Linked DNA regions of Mus musculus: region 2 is linked to region 1. The links are chromatin loops, found by intact Hi-C in ENCODE. Cell type or tissue: left cerebral cortex. All regions are shown on one strand. Links, peaks and the distances in the headings refer to the core of each region. The heading gives the core; the rest is flanking DNA. Region 1 has its middle 32 kb from the start of Api5. Region 2 has its middle 180 kb from the start of Gm13794.

Region 1 (11,680 bases), core at 1,436-9,435:
CCCCACTTAAAACATTCAACTGCTTTTCTAATACAAAGTTCCAAAGTCCATATTCCAAACAGAAGTATGATCAGGCAAGCCTATCCAGTAATACCCCACCCCTGGTATCAACTTCTGTCTTAGCGTTTTATGTGAAGAGACAGCATGACCATGAAAACTCTTATAAAGAAAAACATCTAATTGGGGTTGACTTGGAGTTTCTGAGGTTTGGTCCATTAGCATCATGGTGGGGAGCATAGCAGCATGCAGGCAGACATGGTCCTGGAGAAGGAGCTAGGAGTTCAACATCTGGATCTGAAGGCAGCAGACAGCAAACTGACTTGAACTTCTAAAACCTAACATTCTATCCCCTAGTGACACAATTCCTCCAGCAAAGCCACACCTACTTCAATAAGGCCATATGTCCTAACAGTGCCACTTCCTATGGACCAAGCATTCAAGCATATGAATCTATTGGGGCCATTGATATTCAAACTGCCACAGCATAGCTGTAGACTTCAAGGTCCACCCCAGTTACTCCCATAAAGCTCCATTTACTAAAGATTTTACTAACTACCAGCTGAGGACCAAATCTCCAAGCACAGAAACCTGGGAAGATGCGGAAACAGTTCACATTCAAGCCACAACAGCAATGAAAATTAGTTTACTTTAGTTTAGATCATCACTACTCCAGAATAAAGAATGAGTCATATCTTCCACAAATTGGCATCATGTACACATTTTTTCCACATTAGGGTTTATGCTAACTATTTTTCAACCACCAAAGCACACAAGAATAATGCAAGAAGCCAGGCAGTGATGGTGCATGCCTTTAATCCCAGCACTTGGGAGGCAGAGGCAGGTGGATTTCTGAGTTTGAGGTCAGCCTGGTCTACAGAGTGAGTTCCAGGACAGCCAGGGCTACACAGAGAAACCTTGTCTCAAAAAAACAGAAAAAAAAGGAATAATGCAAGAGAGGGATGTGTTTTATCTCTAATTTGCAGAGGGCTCAGTCTACAGCCATTGGCCTCACTGATTCTGCCTATAGAGAGGCAGAGCATCAGGGCTTGAGTGTGGCAGAGGCTTCTCAGTCCATGCAGAAAGAAGAAGGGAAAGAGAGAGGTGAAGGGAGAAAAGTAGGAGGTTCTTGGACAACATCAGGCCCTCCCTCAGGCATAGCCCTGTGACTCTCATGTAGGCCTCATCTCCTAAGATTCTATGAAAATTGTTCTATGAAATTCACCCAAAAATTGTTATCATACTCCATACACAACTGTGGGGATCTCGTACTGAAACCATAACAGGTATTCCTCGTCTCATGCTTAACTTTCTCAGTGAGAGTAAATAGATTTATTTCAGATGCTCCTTAAGGGTCCCTCAGTGTCCCCGGAGGCCGCCTCCTTCAAGCATCTGATATGTCAATCATTATCTCAGGCCTCCTCATCCCTGTCTCCTCCTGCAGCTCCCAGCTTCCGTTTCAAAACTCTGCAGGCCTCCAGTGTCTGCTGACCTCAATCCTATTCTTCTTTTGTCTTTAAAAAAAAAAAAAAAAAAAAAAAAAACAGTCCCACTTTGTCTTGAATTTGCATTGAATAGTAAGATTTTCACCCTTCATGAATCTTTAAAAGCCTAACACTCACCTTCAAAGATAAAAGATACAGGACTGACCAGAGAAGGATGTATAACGAGAATTGTTGTAATTGGTAAGTGGGTGTTTTCATTTACAAAGCTTTTCCTACAAAATTTGACAGCCCTCCCCTCAAATTTTCTTTTTATGAATCCAGTGTCTACCACAGGTTGCTATCAAGTGTTGATTTCAAAATACCCAGTTCTAATCAATGGTTGGGCTCCTGGGAAGGGGAAGGGAGTGGGGCTGTTTTAGAAGCTTAATTAATGAAGTCTTCCCTAGCACCATTATAAATAAACCAGGATAAATGACACAGCCCTACCCCTCTCTCGGCATCTGAGATGAACAAGAGTGTCACATGCCTTAATCTGAGTGTAGGCTCAAAAATGCAAATTTTGTAATGAATCAGAATTTGAGTGGCATCAGCTTGAATGAGCTAGAAGCTGAGACCTGTCTAGCAGAAGCAATGATGGCGTCTTCCCGGGAACTTGCCTGGGGCTTGAAGAGTTGTCGATGGGAACAGAGGAACAGAAGCATAAGTAACTAACGGCTGCTTCAGGTGGCAGGTAGAAAGGGAAAGATCTGAGGGAATCTTAGGCCTGGCTGGACAGGAGGAACTCAAGGAGTTCAAAGGTCGGTTCCTCTTGCTGGGAAGGGCTAAGGAAACCTGCTATGAAAGACATTATTTACCAGTGAAAATCAATGTTTCGTGGTTTGAGTCTTTATACAGAATTCAGTTGCACAAAGAACTGGGAGAGTTACTTTGCGTCACCTTCCACCCCAAGGTAACTGTAGTTCCTATAGTTCAAGTAAGCCTCAACCACTGCATGACTACAGGAAGTGACCTTGTTTCCCTGCCTTATTGATCTTTATTAACAATGACCACAAAGAGTCCCTCTCTATGTCACAAGTTTTGAGGCTTGATCTAAGAACCATATACATATACACACACACACAAACACACACACACACACACACACACACACACACACACACACCTTGCTAAGTGGCCATTGATGGAGAAAGGAGAGAATATGAATGAGGCTAAGGTAGAGCCTGACAAACTGGGGTCAGACAGGGTGGAGATGTTTGACTGAGACAGCAGTAGTTTCTCAACCCAGATCTGCTATAAAACGTACATGGTTTCCCACACAAACAACTAAGAGTGCATCACTAAGAACCCGGATGTGTAAAAGAAGCAAAAGAAAGCAGGGTGATCACAGAAGGGAGAGGGACGTTCCTGCCCTATCAGAGGTAACCAGTGATGATGAAGGCTGGGTTCCTAAGGTCGATCCTAGATGACCCCCAGAGACCACTGATGTGTCTGGGAAAACCTTTGTCATTATTGACAGTAGAGGGCAGATGCTAGGAACACTGAAACAGATCGGCAGTACCAAACGATGGGGAGGCAAAGTCCTGGATGAGTGGACATGTCAACAACAGCACTGATCTGAACCTTCACCCTGGGCCTTCTCTATGGTCAGGTGCTGGAGATGCAGAATCAGAGGGCAGGAACTCAGATGTAAGCTGCTGATTGATGCTGGACTTCCAGGAAAGAACTCTGAGGACGGGAGGACGGGGGATAGTGCTTAGCAAGAACTCAGCCTCAGGTACAGGTGGGCATTCGCCTGCACACTGGGAAGGGGGAAGCAGCCTGTTGTTTTCTCTTACAAGGTGACGCCCAGTGGCCATGGTGACAGATATGAGCTCTAAACTATGAGTGAGCCAGAAGGTCAAGGGATCAGAGACCAAACAGCTTCTACTACAAAAACAAAAGAGCAAACAAACAAACACCTGTTTATAGACATCAGGACAATCCACCCAGGTGTAGCATGTGCCTGTAATCTCAGCACTTGAGAAGCAGAGGCAGGGGAGACACGAGTTCAAGGCCAGCCTGGTCTACAACAGCCTAGTAATGTGAGCTCCAGGGAGCAGCTAAAGAACATTACAAAGTCTCATGTCAAAATCTCAAGTCAAAATCTCATGTCAAAATATCATGTCTGATAATCCTATCCTATATCCAAAAGGCAGTATAGAGGTTAGATACATGGATGGAGAACCCGCGTGCCAGGGTTCAAACCCTGGCTCTGTCGTCTAGTAACTCAGGGCAGTGTTTTTCTGATTTTGACATGAGATTTTTGACATGAGAACAAGAGAGAGAGAGAGAGAGAGAGAGAGAGAGAGAGAGAGAGAGAGGCATAATCACACAGAGGCAGACATACACAAGAAAATATATGCTGAAATCCTAACCAGCCACTTCTAAGAATGTACTGACATGTGAAAATCAGTCATAATTAGCACATTTAGATGAGGTCATCGTGGAGTATGGCGATCCCTTAACCAATGTGACTAGTGACAGTATAATAAGACAGGACATGAGAGGACACCCAGTATGAAGACAGGGGCTGTGGCTGGGAACTGCTATTTAAGCTCTCAGGATGGGGGTCATAATTCGAGGACAATCATTCCTCAACTTCTCTGTGGCCCTAACCAGCTGGCTCGATGACTCTGCTCCTCAGCGTCTTCATGGTTTAGATTTACTTATTCTATGTTTGACTCGTGCATGTGCAGCATATGCACGCTTGATGTCCGAGGAAGTCAGAAGGGTTCGACAACCCCTGGAGATGGAGATGCAGATGGTCATGAGCCACCTTGTAGATGCTCAGGAACAAACCCAGGTCCTCCGGGGTTGGGGAGGGGCAAACCCTTCTAAACCAGTGGGTCATCTCTCCGGCTTCAGTTCCTCATTGGTGAAATGGGAGCAATGTCGTGTCGCCATCCACAGGGTTATAGAAACGAATACATTTCATAGCTACTAGAGGACCTGGTACACACTAAATAAGTGTTGGCTGGTGTTTCCGTTAATCTGATCGCTGTGGCCAGAGAAGACCTGAGCTCACTTCTCACCTCCTATCTCACATACTTGTATACCTCCAAGTCCCGATTCTTCAGCTTCAGCTACCCGCGGTGTGAGCTAAAGGATTGTAAGACAGGTAACCAACCGACAGAGTGACAATTCTGATGACACACACGACACCAGTGCTAATTTAACCTCCATTGACTTTGAGAGTTAAATACCAATTGGTGTGAAGCGCTTGCCTCCTTGAGGCCAAAGAACAGTTACCAAGCTTTAATGACAACGGCAGGCCCCTGTGGAGACAGTTGATGGTGCAGATTCTGACTCATCTGGTCCAGGTCTGGTTTTAAGAGGCTCACAATACTCACTCACGTTGTAGGTTCACTCTTTATAGAAGCATGCAGGTAACACCAGAGCTACCCCGCCATGATGTGCTTCACTTCTCAGCCATTAGAGCCGTGTCCCCTCTGAGGATTAGAAAGGATGTATCCTTCCTTGTTTGGGATTGGGGAGGAGGTTTTTATTATAAATATAAATTCTGTTTCTCAGTTTGTGCCCTGGGGACAAACATCAGCGGTGGGGATGGAGGAAGTCCCTCGAGGGATGGTAACGGATGCCTATTTGTGCCCTGGGGGTTCTTAGTGCTGTCTCAAAGAGTCCCCCCTCAGTCTGCATAGCTTAAATGGTTCCCAGTGGCCCAGTCCACAACACAGCCAGCTCCAGAAGAATAAGTGGCTGGTAGAGAGCAACGGTGGAGACTTGTCGCCACCTAGCGGCGTATGAGAGAAAAGCATAGGGATGGCCACAGTAAAACAGCCCATTGACTCCTGCTCTTAAATCTGAGAGGAAACAGCCACGGCGTGTGGAACTGCAAAGAACGAAAGACTGTTCACTCTATATTCTGGTCTCACAATTCACCTCTGGAGGATAAATCATCTAATTTGTCCCCTACTTCACTATCATCTTTGGCAGAAGCTATGGTGCTGGCTTAATGTACACAGTGATGTTTCTTTATCCGCACTTGATTCTTGTCACCATATCTTAGGTGTGGGAAACTGAAGCTTACAAAACTTAAAGAATTTAAGATCATCCAGGTAGTAGATTGAGGCCTGGATGGATCCCTGGATCTATTTGCTTCCAAGGTCTGGACTTGTTGTTGAGGGTCCTCCCCGTGTGTGCAGGTGGACGATGGTGCATCTGTGTGTACATCATGTAGAACCCAGACGTCAAAGGCAGGTAAATTCCTCAGTTTCTCTCTCCCTGCCGTGTTTCTGAGACAAGATCGCTCAGTGAACCCAGATCACACTGATTGCCTAGAGCGGCAAGCCTGTGAGCTCTGGAGAGCAGTCCTGGTCGGCTCTACCCCACTTCCGGTACTGGGGTTACACACACAATCCCAACTCAGAGCCTCGAGCTTGAACGGCAAGGACTTCCCAACCAAGCCATTTCAGCGCATCCCTTGACTTTTGTTTATTGTTTTTTGTTGTTTGGTTGGTTGGTTTTTTTTGAGACATCTCACTATATAGCCCAAGCTAACCTTGAATTCGAGTCGGTCCTCTTACCTAGGGATCCTGAGTGCTGGATCCTATATGCCATCACACCCAGCTGGAAAGCCTGGACTTCAGCAGTATTCTAAAAGCAAGTGTAGACCTGACCATTACCCCTGGTTTTTGGGAAACTACAGTCTCTAGAGTGGGGAGTCAGCCCTTCTATCCCCTTCTCTCCCATACCCCACCCCCCACCCCGGCCAATGCCGGTCATCTCTGAAGCAACATCAACCTTGATTTTGGGAGCCACCTCAGTGTTAACTCGATGTTAAACAGCAAGATGAAGAAGCGGTTCTTCCTCTTTATGGATTGCACTGCCTTCCGGTCAGGGCTGCCTTCCTGTCTCGCCTGTGGTAACAAAATGCCATGAACGAGGTATAAATGGAAAGTAGTCATCTCTCATTCTGGGGATAGTTAGTCCGAATCTGGGAGCCAGACTCTATGGGATTCTAACCCTGCCTTCCCTCATTGCCCGCTAGCCTGTGATTATGAGTGGGTTACCCGACCTCTCCAAGTCACATCTTTCATGAAAAGAAGAGCAGCGACCAACGCGTGGGAAGATTATGACGTCTTAGAGTTAGAGCAAAATTTGGTACATAGTTAATGCTTTTAAAATGTTACCAAAGATCATATGACTCCAAGCTCTTGGGAAGGATTAAATGATGTAATCCTTTTATTCCCCGTGTCTCACCATGGGCTCAGTAAATCAAATGTTTATTATCATTATTGACGTCACTATGCATCCATGCTAGGCTTGCGGCAGACGGGGTGGAAAGAGCCAGAATCCTTCAAAGTGGCATCTGAGTTCACACCTAGTGACCTAAGTGGAGGCTCCGAGCTCCCCAGGGCAACGTCTGTATCCTCCCTCCTCCCTCAGGAGCATCAGGACCCTCCATCTCCCAGTCCCAGAGGTCTCTCCTTCTCCCAGAATCTACTTTGAGGAAAATGACTCTGTCTTTACAGATTCCCCAACCTTTGGGCCCTTCCTCTTTAAAGACTTGATTCTAATCACTACAAGAAAAATAAAATATGGATTCTGCAGATAAAAGCACTTATCTTCACGCTAGATGATTTGAGTTCTATCCCTGAGTTCCATGTGGTAGCAACTCCAGAAAGTTGTACCTCTGACCTGCTCACATGTGACCTGGAAGGCACGTGTGTGCGTACACGAGCACACACACACTCAGAGAGAGAGAGAGAGAGAGAGAGAGAGGGAGAGAGAGAAAGAGAGAGAGAGAGAGAGAGAGAGAGAGAGAGAGAGAGAGAGAGAGAGAGAGAGAGAGGGAGAGGGAGAGGGAGAGGGAGAGGGAGAGGGAGAGGGAGAGGGAGAGAGAGAGAGAACTTGGGACGTGGCTGAAGTAGTAGTGCTGTATCCCAGAGTATTTTTAGCCCTGTTGTTCTGGCTTCACTGCTTCTGGAAATGATTCTCTGTTTGATGCTGTCTTCCTCTCTTTCTCCCCTGAAACGCTAGGAACTGACTGAATCTGGCTGTCCCGGACCCCGTGCCTCCTTACAAAGACATAGGGCCTCTTGCGCAGGCACACAGACTTGCATGAAGAACTGACATCATCCACTCAGCCCTAAGAGTGAACAATGTCAAGGCTGAGAGAGGGGAGGGGAAAGCTGTGTAAGCCAGACTCACAACAACATGACAAGATTGAAGACATAGCTGTGCCAGGCTCTGGGGCTCAAGCTTTGGTGTCCCTGAGCTCTGGCATGGAAGCAAACAGCCACTCCATTTGAATTTAAAGGACTTAAATGAAAGCTGAGCCTGTCGCACTGGCTACATTTCAAGTACTTGACACCTACATGTGAGTCTTGGCCATCACACTGGACAAGACAGATAAAGAGCATTTCTACCCTGGCAAAACCTTCTTTGGTGGGCATAGGTCTAGACAGACAGAGGTGTTGGGCAAGCCTACAAACAAGCTGATTAACTTCTCTCAGTACCTTCAGACATGATTCCCTCAATCTTCAGGGTCCTGGACCCACTCTGCAAAAGCCTTGGCTGGCCTTGCATTACATGAGTGAAGAGGAGAGAGGGGAAGAGAAATGTGGTTTCTCAAGGGCTGCTCCGTGCCTGGACTCTGGACTTACACCAGCACTACAGGGTTGAAACCACCTCTCTCTGTATTCTGCCAGCCAAAGGAGCAGATGCCCAGAGAAACTGAGCTGGAGAGAGGCTTAGCTGAAGTTACACTGAGCCAGGACGGGGTGGAGCCAAATTTGAGTCTGGAGCTGACCCAAAACCTGGGCTTTCTCCAACAGGCTAAGCTCACTGAGAGCTCTCATCTGTGAAGCAGAAGGTACTCACGGAGAATCTTAGACTAAGTCCAGAACTTTCAGGCCCCACTAAAGCTAAGTGGGTCAACATGGGCACTTTTGGTCCTGTCTCAGGAGATGCGCTATGAAAGTACACATCTGTAGTTACTGGCTGTTAACGTGGTGGTAATCTGAATCCTCCATCCCTCGATCTTCTCACTTTTAAAATGGGTAAGAATTGTAGAACTTATCTCATAGGGTCTTAGACGTATTAAATGAAGGCTTTATAAACCCCTTAGCACAAGGCTTTGCATGTAACAAGTGGTCAACCATCTCCCTTATGAAGTTGGCCTAGTCAGTTTTCTATAATTGGCTGAGTAATTTATAAACTGTGGTGCTGTGGTTAATTCGATGGGTTTTACAATCACCATGGATATGTATCTCTGGGGTGTCTCTGAGAGGGTTTCTAGAGCAAAGATAGATCCACCCTGGCTATGGGGCGGGGGGCGGGGGGAGGGCTACCAGTAACATGAGCTAGGTGAGGTTCTGCACTCCACAGAGAAGAGAAAGCTAACTGAGCACCGAACTCATCTCTCTCTGCTGCGAGACCACCTCACGATGCCCCCACCAGATCTCCCACTGTGAGGCACAGTTCCCTCTGGGAGCTTACTCTCCTGGTACTCTGAGAAAATACTCTCACAAAACCAACTTAAGGGGGAGTGGCTTCATTTGGGCTCACAGTTTGAGAGTAGCCCTTCACTACAGAGGCGTCCTAGTGGCAGAAGCCTGAGGTAGCCAGTCACAGTTCAGAACTGGAGAGTGATGGACGCCCACACGCCTTCCAGGGCTCAGGAGCAAGGAAAGGTGCCACAAAAGTTCAGGGTGCATCTTCCTAGCTAAGTTAAGCCAATCAGGATAACTCCTCACGGGTGCCATTAACCATCGCACCCCTCCTCTCCCTCCTCTCCCTCCTCTCCGCCCTCCCTCTCTTTCTTCCTTAACTTGCTTTTGCCATGCGTTTTATGACGTCAATAAGAAAGGTTATTAGTACAAGCAGTTTGCTTCTGCCATGGGTCTGGAGGCAAGCAAGCACAAGAGTGCACAGTTCTGGCATCTGGCCAGGGCTTTCTCTCTGGGTCTTAGCATAGCAAGAAGGTGGCTGACACCAAAGCCCATTTATGTAGCCAAGCATCCACAGGATATGTACTGATCCCTTTGCCAATTCCGATGAGTGCCATGGTCCATTCGTGAAGACAAAGACCTCGCAACCCAATCGCCAGCCAGAGGTCTCACACTCAATTCTGCTTAGCATATGCCTTTGTGGGTTAAGTTTCCAAAATATGAAAGTCTAAAGACATACTCAAGCCACAGAAATAATGACAAAGGAGATGGTCAAAGGCAGAGTTTTAAAACCCCAAAGTCAGGGACTAGAAAAATGGCTCAACAATTAATAGCACTTGCTGCTCTTCCAGAGGACCTGAGTTCAGTTCCTAACACCCACACGGTGGCTCACAACCATCTGTAAATACAGGTCTGACATTCATCAGCACCAGACATTCAAGTGGTGCACAGACACGCATGCAGGCTAAAACATCTACAAACATAAAATAAAATAAATCTAAAATAAAATATTTAATTAAAAAAAAATCCAAATAACCAGGCTGAAATCCTGATTCAAATCCGCTAACTTAGCTTTGTTAATCCTTAACCTTTTTGTAAATTAAACAAACAAGAATCTACCTTAAAGGACTTCGGAAAAGACTAAATGAGATAATCTACGTAAAGTGGTTAATGTAGAAATTTCCTAAGCACATAGTGACTTCTCAATAACGAATGGTATTCGTAACAGTGTTATTACAGAGACGACCGACCAGACCCTCAAAAGTAGACGGTGAGCGCCATCTAGTGTCTGACAAGAACAGTGCATCACACAAACAAAGGAACCAGATTTTATTTTTTTTTTTTTAATATTTTTTTTTAAGATTTTTTTTATTTATTTATTATATGTAAGTACACTGTAGCTGTCTTCAGACACTCCAGAAGAGGGAGTCAGATCTCATTACGGGTAAATTTCCTATTGCCAAGAAGACTCTCTAATCCTGGCCCAGCAGCCTTTAGAGGCTGACCCACGAGAAAAAGAAAAAGGAAAGGGGGGGGGGGTGGTGACAGAGAAGCGCCTTTCTAAACACCTGGCTGCATCCTGAGTGAAACGTGGAAGTCGGACAGGGGCCAGGCGTGGGATCATTCCAGTCTTCAAGCCCTGGAGGTGCTTAAGGATAGGGGTAACCCAGCTAGGAAACAGAAAGCTCCAACCAAACTGCCTTTGGCTCACCACGCCATGGCCTTTCTCATCGCTCCCACTGCGCAGTTTTCCTCTTTTCTGCAAAGCTGCATGGTACCTAAGAAGGAGGCTCTCACAGGAGATGAAGCTTCGAGATCCAGCTCTGCCCACCTAAACTTCACCTACCCCAGCCAAGCTCCTCATCCAGCGTCTCATCCTCAGCGCCCCAGGGGCTAGGTCAGGAACAGTAGCTGTGTGGTCTAGCCACTCTGAGCTCAGGGCCCAAGGGCTAGCCTTACTTTCTAACCTTCTGGTTTCTCTCCAATGTGCCATTCTAATGATTTGGGAATAAAGGACTGGAGTGCATTTGGTCATCTTAGTTCCAGGAAAACAAGCTGAAATCCAACTCAGGGTGACCTAGGAAATGTAAATCTTCTCCAATGAGGGACCACCAACTCACCTCAGAGTAAGGCGTTCACCAATCAGAGCTAACTTAAAGGGTTGGGGCTTTTGTAAGAGATCCATACTGGGTGTCTCCCTCTATTCCTATCCAGATTTTTTTTAGGCAACCTGACATGTGTCGGCTAAACTGGCTGGCCATCAAGTCCTTAGGATCCACCTGCCTCACAGCCTAGGTAGACTACAGAGCAGCTCATGGCCATCCTGAGTGACTTACATAGAGCAACCCTATCTAAAGGAACTTTTTAAACGATACATTAGGAAAGTTTTTAAAATACATTAGGAGATTCTACTGAAATTACTAGCAAGCAGTTAATAACTATAATCACCAAAATGTAGTGTATGTTCAATGCATGTAGGATCCTGCATTAAGTACATGGATACCATTTTCTTGTCACCGAAACATAAAGATAAGCAACACAAATGTCTCCATTTTATAAAAGAAAAAGCCTTAGCCTTAGGATGTGAAATGATGTCCCTAATGCCATGTGGTCCCTCGGGGGAGGGAAGACAAGACTGAGTCAAGAAAAAACACTATTCATGGCTGACGCTGCTGCCACCATCACCAACTCCACCCTGCAACACTGCCAGCCACAGGTAGCCATGGACAGGTTCTCTCTTCCTTGACGATTAACTGTTTGTTGTGCTCTAGGTCTGATTTTTTTTAA
Region 2 (11,680 bases), core at 1,139-9,138, 740 kb before region 1:
ACTTACATCCTAAACGCTGCCCTTCTCTTATCCAGGTTCCGTCACAGTTTCTTTTTATTTTCTTTTTTAATTTTTTATTAGATATTTTCTTTATTTACATTTCAAATGTTACCCCCTTTCCTGGTCTCCCCTATGAAAACCCCTATCCCCTCCTCCCTCCCTCTGCTCACCAACAAAAGAGTATATTCTTGTCTAACCCCTGACATTACTGGGGTTGCTTTAAGTTTCTCTCCATTTAGTTTGATGTTGGCTACAGGTTTGCTGTATATTACTTTTACTAAGTTTAGGTATGGGCCTTGAATTCCTGATCTTTCCAAGACTTTTAACAAGAAAGGTTGTTGAATTTTCTCAAATACTTTTTCAGTATCTAATGAAATGATCATGTGTTTTTTTTTCCCTTTGAGTTTGTTGATGTAATGGATTATGATGATAGATTTCTGTATATGGACCAATCCCTGCATCCCTGGGATGAAGCCTACTTGATCATGATGGATGATCATTTTGAATGTGTTCTTCGATTAGGTTTGCAAGAATTTTACTGAGTATTTTTGCATCGATATTCATGAGGGAAATTGTTCTGAAGCTCTCTTTCTTTACTGGGTCTTTGTGTAGTTTTGGTATCAGTGTAATTGTGGCTTCATAGAACGAATCGGATAGTGTTCCTTCTGTTTCTATTTTGTGGAATAGTTTAGAGAGTATTGGTATTAGGTCTTCTTTGAAGGTCTGATATAATTCTACACTAAAACCATCTGATCCTGGGCTTTTTTGGCTGGGAGAATTTTAATGACTGCTTCTATTTCTTTAGGAGTTATGAGACTGTTTAGATGGTTTCTCTGATCCTGATTTAACTTTGGTACCTGGTATCTGCCTAGAAAATTGTCAGTTTCATCCAGATTGTGTTGAGTTTAGGCTTTTGTAATAGGATCTGATTTTTTTTTTTAATTTCCTCAGTTTCTATTGTTATCTCTCCCTTTTCATTTCTGATTTTGTTAATTTGGATACTGTCTCCATTTGGGGATAGGATAGGAGGTTTTCGGAGGGAAAACCAGGAAAGGTGATAACTTTTGAAATGTAAATAAAGAAAATATATCATTTAAAAAAAACAGAAAAGAAACAAAAGAGTAACAAAGGGGACTTTTAGACAAAATGAGCAGGGCATGGACAGACATTGGAAGACCACACAGATAAAGGAGATACAATTCTCTTCCCAGCACTATATTGTCTTTCTTTTTTCTAACAATGCTCTTCTCTAAAGAAGAGAGACTGGAATCAGAAGCCAGAATACCCTAGTAACAGGAGGAAAATCAGTGGTATGGACAAGATTTTTTTTTAAATTTCATTTGTGTTATTGTGAAAAAAATAACCTGACAAAAATCAACTTGGGAACTAAACAATTTACTTGTACTCACAATTCCAGGTTATAATCTATTGTGTGTAGCAGTCAAGGGAGCAGGAACTTTAAGGAGTTGATCCTATCTATAGTCAAGAGCAGAGAGAAATGAACACATGCATGCTTCCTTGCTTGCTTGTGCTCAACTGGACTTCTCAGCTCTTATACAGGTCAGGGCCCTTGCTAGGGAGTGGTGCCACCTAAAATAATCTGAGTCTTCCCACATCAGTTAACCTAATTAAATTAATCCAAAGAGACACTCGTAGGCCAATCCATTGGAGAACATCCTTCATTGAGGATCTTTTTCCTGGTTATTCTCTATTTCATCACGTTGGCAATCAAAGCTGGCCATCACAGCCATCATGTTGAAAGGCAGAGGGAACAGTAATGATCAGAGCAAAATGTACAGTGCAGAACCTGTCTAGTTGAACATTGTTTTCCTGCAAAAATAAGAGTTAAATAATATAATGTTGTAAGGCATTGCGGTGATCCCCCACAAAAGATACTCAGGGCAAGGAGCTTCCTTCCTCTGTGCAGATGGGTTCAGCATAATGTTAGCATGATTGACACAAGAGGGATACTCTTTAAGGACCACCTTCCTCAAGTGCATTTCCAACAGAGATGATTTACTTAGGTCCCATATCACAGGAACACAGCAGTGTGCAGTAGCATTCTCTACTGTCTCCTGTACGACTGCAGGAGTTGGAAGTAGCTGGCATTGAATTTCCTTAAACTTCTAACAATTGTCACACAATAAATTAACCTATCATGGTACTGGTTATTTTATTTACCCACCATAAAAATCTATCCTTTCCAAGATGCTCTTTTGAACTTCCCCCAAACAGCACATCACACTTGGAAAGGTACCATCAGCATCCTCCCACAAAGGACCATATAACTCCTTAATTTGAGGAAGGCTTGGTATTCTTACTGTTGAGGCAATTATGTCAGGAGACTAGATAGGTGTGTCTCTAAATTAAATGATTTGCTAATATTATAAATCCTCATCTTCTCCACAAGATATTCCAGATAGCTGTTATTCAGATTTTTCTGATTAAAAAAAAAAAAAAGTAAAGCTAAAGGACAATTTCCCCAGGTATGCAACAAGGAACATGTAAAAAGCCCACAGGTTTTCAGTTATGATGATGCAAAGATCCAGTTTTCTCCTTTGGGTCTGTGCACTTTGTAAGAAAGTTGACAGGGTCAGGAAATAACAGAGGGCCAGCTTTTTAACTAAACCAAAGCAGCATTTTTAGAGATTCTGAACATTTGGCAAGAGGGGAGAAGAAATAAATTATACAAATGTACTGTGAATAACAACTTTAATATTTAAAAATTCTTCCTACAGGAATTTTACATCTCCCCAGGTCTCAATGGGGAGGCTAATGGGAAAGCTCTGGATCTGATTTACATAGTTCTGTGCTTTGGTCCCCAACATGCACTTCTCTTCTATGGATGTTTCTACTTGCAAAGTAACCATGGAGGGTCTTTTGGGTCACCACCTTAAAATCTTGATCACTGGAATCTGATGCCCAAATATGCTGTACTGAACAATGAACACGGCTTCTGATTGATAGTTGGAAGCAGATACACACACACACACACACACACACACACACACACACACACACACACACACTTTTCTCCTTTAATGTTTGTTTTTATAAAATAGAACTTAAAAGAAGTTGGTGACAGAAATAAGCCATATAAAATACAGAGCTAAGTCAACAGGAAAAAGATGGGAATAAACAAGGTGTTTGCATAAGGTTTTTGACATTGTTTGGAAATAAATTATACATAAAATACAGTAAAGATGAAAGGGTAATAACTGATAAAAGCAAATAAATATTTACTGAGAGTATGCAGTGAATATGCTGCATACACACATACACAAGTGCACACATACACCCATGCACACATAAACAATCTATCGCCCCATATCTTTCCCTCTGTCTCCCTTTACCCTCTTCTTCCCTGTTTCTTCTATCTCCCCCCTCTCTCTTTTAGCAAGTAGTCTGGAAAACAGCACAAAGAATTCTAAATTATTTCTAAGTGCCTACTTAAAGCTGAGGGTAAACATGGGTGTTACCCGGAAGCTGGAATTTGTTTTGAAGACCCCTGAGAATTGACACTCCACCCCTAAAAATTCTCTTCTTCCTTCCCTTTAGTTTCTTCTGGGAAGCATATATGCATGTCTCACTGTTCTCTTCTGAAGTCGCTCCACCAACACTTTTCATACACCACCACCTTTCCCTGAGCCTACCCCAAAGCCCACCCCCATTCAGTGATCTATCTCAAAGCAACCTTCCAGACAATAACAGAACATGACATTGGCCTATAGAACTTCTCCCCAGTAGCACTGACAATGTACCTACCAGATACTGGATGCAGCTAATGTTTGTGCAGGAATGAAAGCTTCACCTGTTCATTTCTTCCCATTGCCAACATGAAGATGCACTGCTGTTCCCATTTGACAGAAGCCAGCATTGCTCCAAAATGAGCCCATCACCTGAAGCTACATTGTTACAGATGCTGAATCCGTATCCAAAGCACACGTTCTTTCCTCTAATCCTTCACAATTATAAAGCAATCCCACTTCACATTGTTCTATCCTCATTTTAAACAAGTATTAGTCACAGAAATTAGTTCCAGATATTAGAAACAGATATTAATTTCCATGTATTTAGAAAACAGAAAGCTAATCCTTAGCAAAATTAAGCAACTTGTCTAAATTCTTACAGCATATGTAGAGGAGGTAACAATTCAAACATGCTTACCAGTAAATCAGTTCTGCATGAAGAAGTTCTTGATTCTTCACATCAGCCTGCTACATGGATCACAAATGGGGTGGATAGAGGTCAGGGTCATGTGACTCTTCTTCAATTTAGAGATGTAACCTTTATCAGGTACTTGGGAAACTGGGGTTAAGTTATGTAGGCCAATGTCATGTTCTGTTATTGTCGGGAAGGTTGCTTTGAGATAGATCACTGAATGGGGGTGGGCTTTGGGGTAGGCTCAGGGAAAGGTGGTGGTGTATGAAAGGTGTTGGTGGAGCGACTTCAGAAGAGAACAGTGAGACACACATATGTGCTTCCCAGAAGAAACTAAAGGGAAGGAAGAAGAGAAGTTTTAGGGGTGGAATGGCAATCCTCAGGGGTCTTCAAAACAAGTCCCAGCTTCAGGGTGATCCTCATATTATGACTGAAGCATAAGTTTTACTTCTTTGCCCTTTTCCCTGTACACATACCCTGAAGTGAAAGAAAATAAATGAACTTTCATATTCATGCTTCACTCAGACATTAATTAAAACCCAGTGCATGGGTGGAAAGCAAAGAAGGACTGTGAACTCACAGGCCCTTCAGCTTGCCCAGGCCCACAGGCAAAACAGCACAAATAAGCAGGGAGCATCTAAGGACACAGTACAGGACAGAGAGGGAGGCAGGAAGTGGGTGTTGGGTGACAGTTTGTATAATAGAAGACCTTAGAGGATCTGGGTGAACTCAATTCTTTATTATTGCCTTGTATTAAAACTGAAGCAGCAAGTTCCTTCATGTGGTTCATTTCAGAAACACTGTAGAAAAACTCACACATGATCTGTGAGTCTAAAATAGAATTCACCACAAGACCAGGACGGGAGAAGTCTATTAGTTCATTGGAAGATAGGCATACCGAATCATGGGCAAGGATGGAAATCGTAAGCTGAGAGCTTTATGAGCCCACCAATCAATTGCGAGCATTGTTATCAGCCTAGGGAACAAGTCCAGCCTGTGATTTATGGCCCATAGGAAACTCTGAAGCAGACAGAGAGGCAGGGAAGAGGCTCTTCTACCACAGTAATAAATTCATGCTCCCAGATTCATTTAAGCCTGCTTTTTAAATTCTCCACCCCTTACCTAATACAATTAAGGCCTGAATTAATTACAAAAGGGGTAAACTAAGAGATGTATTGCTTCACAGGCATGCAAAAGCTAGCTCACTGCCCTACATTAATACTGCTTAACAAATAGATCTCCAGCTCAGGCATAAAAAATTAATCTCTCCTAATTTTCTGGTTCTGGGTGGTCTCCTTCAATAATTCTTATAAAAAAAACTGTCTTTTTACTTCTGTTTCATGATTTTTCTTTGGGTATATCATATCTTAAAGGCTTGAGGAAAGATGCATGCATAAATAGTACTCCAGGGAAAAATTGAATAGGTTTTTTTGTTTTTTGTTTTTGTTTTTCTGGAGATCTTCAATACATCATAATGAAAATACATTTGTGCTTGATTTAAGAAAACACAAGTTCCATAGACTAGATTTTTGTTACTTTAGTAGATTGTAGATAATAGATTATCACAAATACAGGAAACTTAGATTTATTGCAGATATGGTAGTCCTGAAAATAGATTTAAAAAAAAAAAAGGCATGTTGTAAAATCAGAAAAGCTAAAGTCCCATCAGAAGAGGTAAGTTCTCCAGGAAATAAAACCTGATTAGAATAAACATCACCGTAGTCTTGAGTTCCATATGTGAACTTGACTGTCTGGGGTCTTTCTTATAAGTTACTCCAAGTCTGTAAGTTCTTCCCTAGATGTAGTGGGAGAAATGATGTCATTCATTTTATAATATTACTGTATTATTTGATGTTATTTGTGAAAAGTGTTCTAGAAAAAAAAGTACTGACCCAAAACAAAACAAAAATCTCTCCCAACAACTGTGAGCCATTCTAATTATTATTTTGTTGTTATAGTTATTATTTATTTATTTATTCACTTTACATCATGCTCACTGCTCCCCTCCTGGTCCACCCCTTCTACAATCCTTCCCCTATTCTCCCTCCCATTCTCCTTTGAGAGGGTGGGGACCTGTTTGAGTATCCTCCTTCCCTGGCAAGTCAAATCTCTGTGAGACTAGGCACATCCTCTCCCACTGAGGCCAGACAAGGCAACCCAGCTAGAAGAATATATGTACAAGCAACAACTTTTGGTATAGCCCCACTCCAGTTGTTCAGGACACACATGAAGACCAAGCTGCACATCTGCTACATATGAGTGGGGAGGCCTAGATCCAGCCTGTGTATGTTCTTTGGTGGTGAGAGCGCTCTCTGAGAGACCCAAGGTCCAGGTTGGTTGATTCTATTGGTCTTCCTGTGGACACTAATCCAGGGTCATTTCTCAGCCTCAAAGTCTTGGCAAAATGTTTTAAGATTTTGTAACATCCAAGCCTACCACAGTGGTGAAGGAACTGGGTGATTATTTTTTATTTCTGTATATTCTTTGAGAATTTCCTACAAGTATATAACGTATTGTGTTCACATCTACCTATTTATTTTCTTCCTTAACTTCCCCATATACTCATCCCAATTTCGTATTCTTTTTATTCATTGTATACCCCACTCCAAACAGAATTGTGCATATGTGCATGGACGTGAGGCTACTCACTGGTCTATGCACAGCTGGTCTCATCCCTAAAGAAAAATGACAATCCCTCCACCAGTTGCCATCAACTGCCAATAGCTTCTCAGAGGATAAGGATGGGACCTCTTTTGCTTCAAACTCTAAATGATATATTTTTTTTTAAACCACTCCTCCCCGCCACAGTTCATGTTGCATCACAGAAGAGGAGGCAGAGAGAATATTAGAACAAGAGGCTGGAATGAGTGGCTACCTGAACAAGACCTACACAAGATCAAGCCAGTAAAATTTGAACAGATTCTTAAAAAGCAACTATACAGAACTCCATGAGGGTGACATAATATTAACTGAAAAGTAATTGTGAGGAAACTGGTGCAGACAAATTGTCCAGAGTGAATGAATGAAAGTTTCTATTATTGCATAGTAGACTACCACAAAGTTCAGAACAACTTTAAGTAACACTTTTTTTTTCAATTTTTTTCCATTTTTTATTAGGTATTTAGCTCATTTACATTTCCAGTGCTATACCAAAAGTCCCCCATACCCACCCACCCCCACTCCCCTACACACCCACTCCCCCCTTTTGGCCCTGGCGTTCCCCTGTACTGGGGCATACAAAGTTTGCATTTCCAGTGGGCCTCTCTGTCCAGTGATGGCCGACTAGGCCATCTTTTGATACATATGCAGCTAGAGTCAAGAGCTCCGGGGTACTGGTTAGTTCATAATGTTGTTCCACCTATAGGGTTGCAGATCCCTTTAGCTCCTTGGCTACTTTCTCTAGCTCCTCCATTGGGAGCCCTGTGATCCATCTATTAGCTGGCTGTGAGCATCCACTTCTGTGTTTGCTAGGCCCCGGAATAGTCTCACAAGAGATAGCCTCATCTGGGTCCTTTCGATGAAATCTTGCTAGGGTATGCAATGGTGTCAGCGTTTGGATGCTGATTATGGGGTGGATCCCTGGATATGGCAGTCTCTACATGGTCCATCCTTTCATCTCAGCTCCAAACTTTGTCTCTGTAACTCCTTCCATGGGTGTTTTGTTCCCAATTCTAAGGAGGGGCATAGTGTCCACACTTCAGTCTTCATTCTTCTTGAGTTTCATGTGTTTAGAAAATTGTACCTTATATCTTGGGAATCCTAGGTTTGGGGCTAATATCCACTTATCAGTGAGTACATATTGTGTGAGTTCCTTTGTGAATGTGTTACCTCACTCAGGATGATGCCCTCCAGGTCCATCCATTTGGCTAGGAATTTCATAAATTCATTCTTTTTAATAGCTGAGTAGTACTCCATTGTGTAGATGTACCACATTTTCTGTATCCATTCCTCTGTTGAGGGGCATCTGGGTTCTTTCCAGCTTCTGGCTATTATAAATAAGGCTTCTATGAACATAGTGGAGCATGTGTCCTTCTTACCAGTTGGGGCATCTTCTGGATATATGCCCAGGAGAGGTATTGCTGGATCCTTCAGTAGTAGTTCTGATGATGGTGAGTGGTCTTGATTTCTGTTAGTAGGATTCTTATGTTTGCCTTTCGCCATCTGGTAGTCTCTGAAGCTAGCTGTTATAGTTGTCTCTGTTAAGAGCTTGTTCTTCAGGTGACTCTGTTAGCCTCTATAAGCAGACCTGGGAGGGTAGCACTCTCCTTAGTTTCAGTGGGTAGAGTATTCTCTGCAGGCAAGCTCTCTTCTTGCAGGGAAGGTACCCAGATATCTGGTGTTCGAACCGGACTCCTGGCAGAAGTTGTGTTTCACTCACTAGAGGTCTTAGGATCCCGTGGGGAATCCTGTGTGGGCCCTTGCGCGAGTCAGGCAACTCCGCTGGCAAGGAAGCCCGGGGCTCGAGTGGAGCAGAAGGGGCTTTTGCCCCGGGTCAGGCCCGGGTAGTCTGCTTCCCTATGTACCGCAGTCTCAGGTTCCGCGCGATTGGATTGGGGCCAGCGCTGTGTTCCACTCACCAGAGGTCTTAGGATCCCGTGGGGAATCCTGTGTGGGCCCTTGCGGGTGTCAGGCAACTCCGCTGGCAAGGAAGCCCGGGGCTCGAGTCAAGTAACACTTTTTATTATATCACATGTTAAATGTTTTGAGTCCGAGAGTACCAAAGCATTCATAATTTTAAGGATATCTCCATATGTTGAGAAAGCTATATTCTTACCCAAAACCTCTACTGGAATGGACTCTACTTTTACAGTGATTCATGATTTTTGCAATATTTATTTCCCTGTAGACAAAAGGCAGGCTCTGGTTTCTTTTTATCCTTTGATGAGGATGGCCATCAATGTTGGATACTACCTGCAATTGTTAGAATCCATGTGGGCTTTTCTAGCATGCTCACTTCGTCAAACATCTAGGATGAATGTGCTGAGATGGAATCTTATCAATATAACATAAGCATAGAAGCGGTTTTAAAATAGACTGTGACAGTTACTATTAATTGTCCACTTACAGGATCTAAAATCACCAAGGAGATAAACCTCTGATCATGTCTTATAGGAAGTTTCTAGAGTGAGTAAACTTATATGTAAAGACAGCCTAAATATAGGATCCATCATTTCATGGGCAGTTGTCCTGGACTGCATAAAGAAGAGACCATGAACTGAGCCCCAGAGTGGTGTGTCTGTGCTTCCTATGTGTGAATGCCATTCGAGCAGCTGCAGCACACTCCTGCACCCTGAGCTGGGATCAGTCTCCCCTTCATTTTATCAGGTTATTATTAGGTTTATTATTTGTCACATCGAGAAAGTAAGAAATATAGAGACCTTTGTCATTGTATATTGGTTGTAAAAGTTACAGAAGCCACTTGTACCTGAAGAGGTAAGATAATTCAATAGTGTGTGTATCAAACACTAACTCCAGTTTGTGACTAGTGATAGATGTGATCGCATGTGTCACAAGCAGGATATTCAATCTACACAAGGCCCTGGTCATACATGGCAAACTTACCCCAACTATACCTTCTATGTATCACAAAGAATCAAGCCTATTTATGTTCTTGGATTGAAACCCACTTTAAACTTTCAGAGAACTAATCTTCTCTCTCCTAGAATGTCTCGTTTTTTAAATGATAAGGCTTCCTGTTCTTGATATCTGTATGGTAATAAGACTCAACATTCAAACAAAATTTTGAGTGGCTGGCTCTTTCTGTATAGTATCTGTAACTGTATAGCTTCGCGAAACAGCATCATGACAGAGTGTCTCAGTCAGACCACCAAGGAATAGTGGTAATAAGAGCAAGGTCTTTAATGCCTTTTAGGTCACTTGAATTCATTGAAAGTATATTCAAATATTTAAATTGAACCCCCCTCTTTTATTAATCATTCCATTCATTTACATCTCAAATGATACCCCACTTCCTGGTTACCCTTCCACAAACCCCCGTCCCACATCTGTCCTCTTCTCCCTCCTCTTTGCCTCTATGAGGGGGCTTCCCCACCCATCCACCCTCTCCCATCGCACTGCTCCAGCATCCCCATGCGTTGGGGCATCAAACCTCCACAAGACCAAGGGATTCCCCTCCCATTGATGTCAGACAAGGCCATCCTCTGTTACATATATATCTGGAGCCATGAATTCCTCACTGTACACTCCTTGGTTGGTGGTCTAGTCCCAAGAAGCACTGGGTGGTCAAGCCAGCTGATGTTATTCTTTTAATGGGGTTGCAGTCCCCCTCAGCTCCTCCAGTCCTTCTGCCAGCTCCCCACTGGGGTTCCTCAGCTCAGTCTGATGGTTGGCTCCAAGCATCCACATCTGCATAGGTCACAGTCACTGGCCGAACTTTCCAAGGAACAGCCAACCAGGTTCCTGTCAGCAAGCCCCTCTTGGATAACGATGTCTGGGTGTGGTGTCTGCAGACATGATGGATCCCCAGGAGGGACAATCCCAGGATAAGCCTCCCTTCAGTCTCTGCTCCATTTTTTGTTCCTGTTCTTCCTTTGTACAGGGACATTTCTGGGTTAAAAACTTTGAGATGGGTTGGTGATCCCATCCCTGGACCAGGGGCTGTTCCTATTTACTGGAGGTGGGCTCTACAAGTTTTATCTCCCCTTCTCTGCCCATTTAGGCTAAAGTCATCCCTGTTGGGTCCTGGAAGCCTCTCATTTCCCTGGCATCTGGGACCCTCCAGTGGCTTTTTAATCTTTAATCTCATATATATATATATATATATATATATATATATATATATATATATGCCCAACACATACCCTGCCAGGCCTCTCCATTCCTTGGGTCCTCAAGTCTCTCGAGGATTAGGTGAGTGTTCTCTCACTGAGGCCAGACCAGGCAGTCCTCTGCTGTGTATGTGTTGGGGGCCTTGGACCAGCTAGTGTATGCTGCCTGGTTGGTGGCTTAGTGTCTGAGAGATCTCAGGGATCCAGGTTAGTTGAGATTGCTGGTCTTCCTATGGGGTCTTCCCATGAGGTCGCCCTCCTCCATGAAGGTTCCCTGGCTTCTGTCCATTGGTTGGGTGTAAGTATCTGCTTCTGTCTCAGTCAGCTGCTTGTTAGACCATTCAGAGGGCAGCCATGCTAGGCTCCTGTCTGTGAGTACATCACAGCATCAGTAATAGTGTCAGACCTTGGAGCCTCCCCCTTGAGATGGGTCCCAGTCTGGGCTGGTCACTGGATCTTTCCCTCAGTCTCTTCTCCATTTTTGTCTCTGTAGTTCTTTCAGAGAGGTACAATTCTGAGTCAGAGTGTTAGACTTTGGGATGGCAACCCCATCCCTCCACTTGATGCCCTGTCTTCCGACTGCAGGTAGATTCCACATGTTTCTTCTCCCCACTCTTGGGCATTTCATCTAATGTCCCTCCCTTTGAGTCTTAAGATTCTCTCACCTCCTGGGTCTCTTATACATTCTAGAGTAGAGAGTTCCCCCCACCCCCTACCTCTTGAGGTTGTAT

Evidence for each region. A loop is a pair of places that touch in the nucleus more often than their neighbours do. Peaks named below come from ENCODE experiments on the same cell type or tissue, not always from the same donor. Only the 100,000 strongest peaks of a DNase experiment are listed, where the experiment ranks them.
Region 2: it touches region 1 in a loop (4-fold over the local background); 2 of 42 quality-filtered maps call a loop at or near these places.

The regions. Positions count from the first base shown.
Region 1 is chr2:94,464,472-94,476,151 of GRCm38, reverse strand. No RefSeq gene overlaps it. Among named protein-coding and RNA genes, the nearest start is that of Api5, 32 kb to the right of the region's middle. In left cerebral cortex, for the core only: a CTCF peak has its summit at 5,247 (motif pointing left); DNase peaks (open chromatin) are centred at 5,231 and 8,218.
Region 2 is chr2:95,203,872-95,215,551 of GRCm38, reverse strand. No RefSeq gene overlaps it. Among named protein-coding and RNA genes, the nearest start is that of Gm13794, 180 kb to the left of the region's middle. In left cerebral cortex, for the core only: no CTCF peak of the experiment used is centred there; a DNase peak (open chromatin) is centred at 4,925.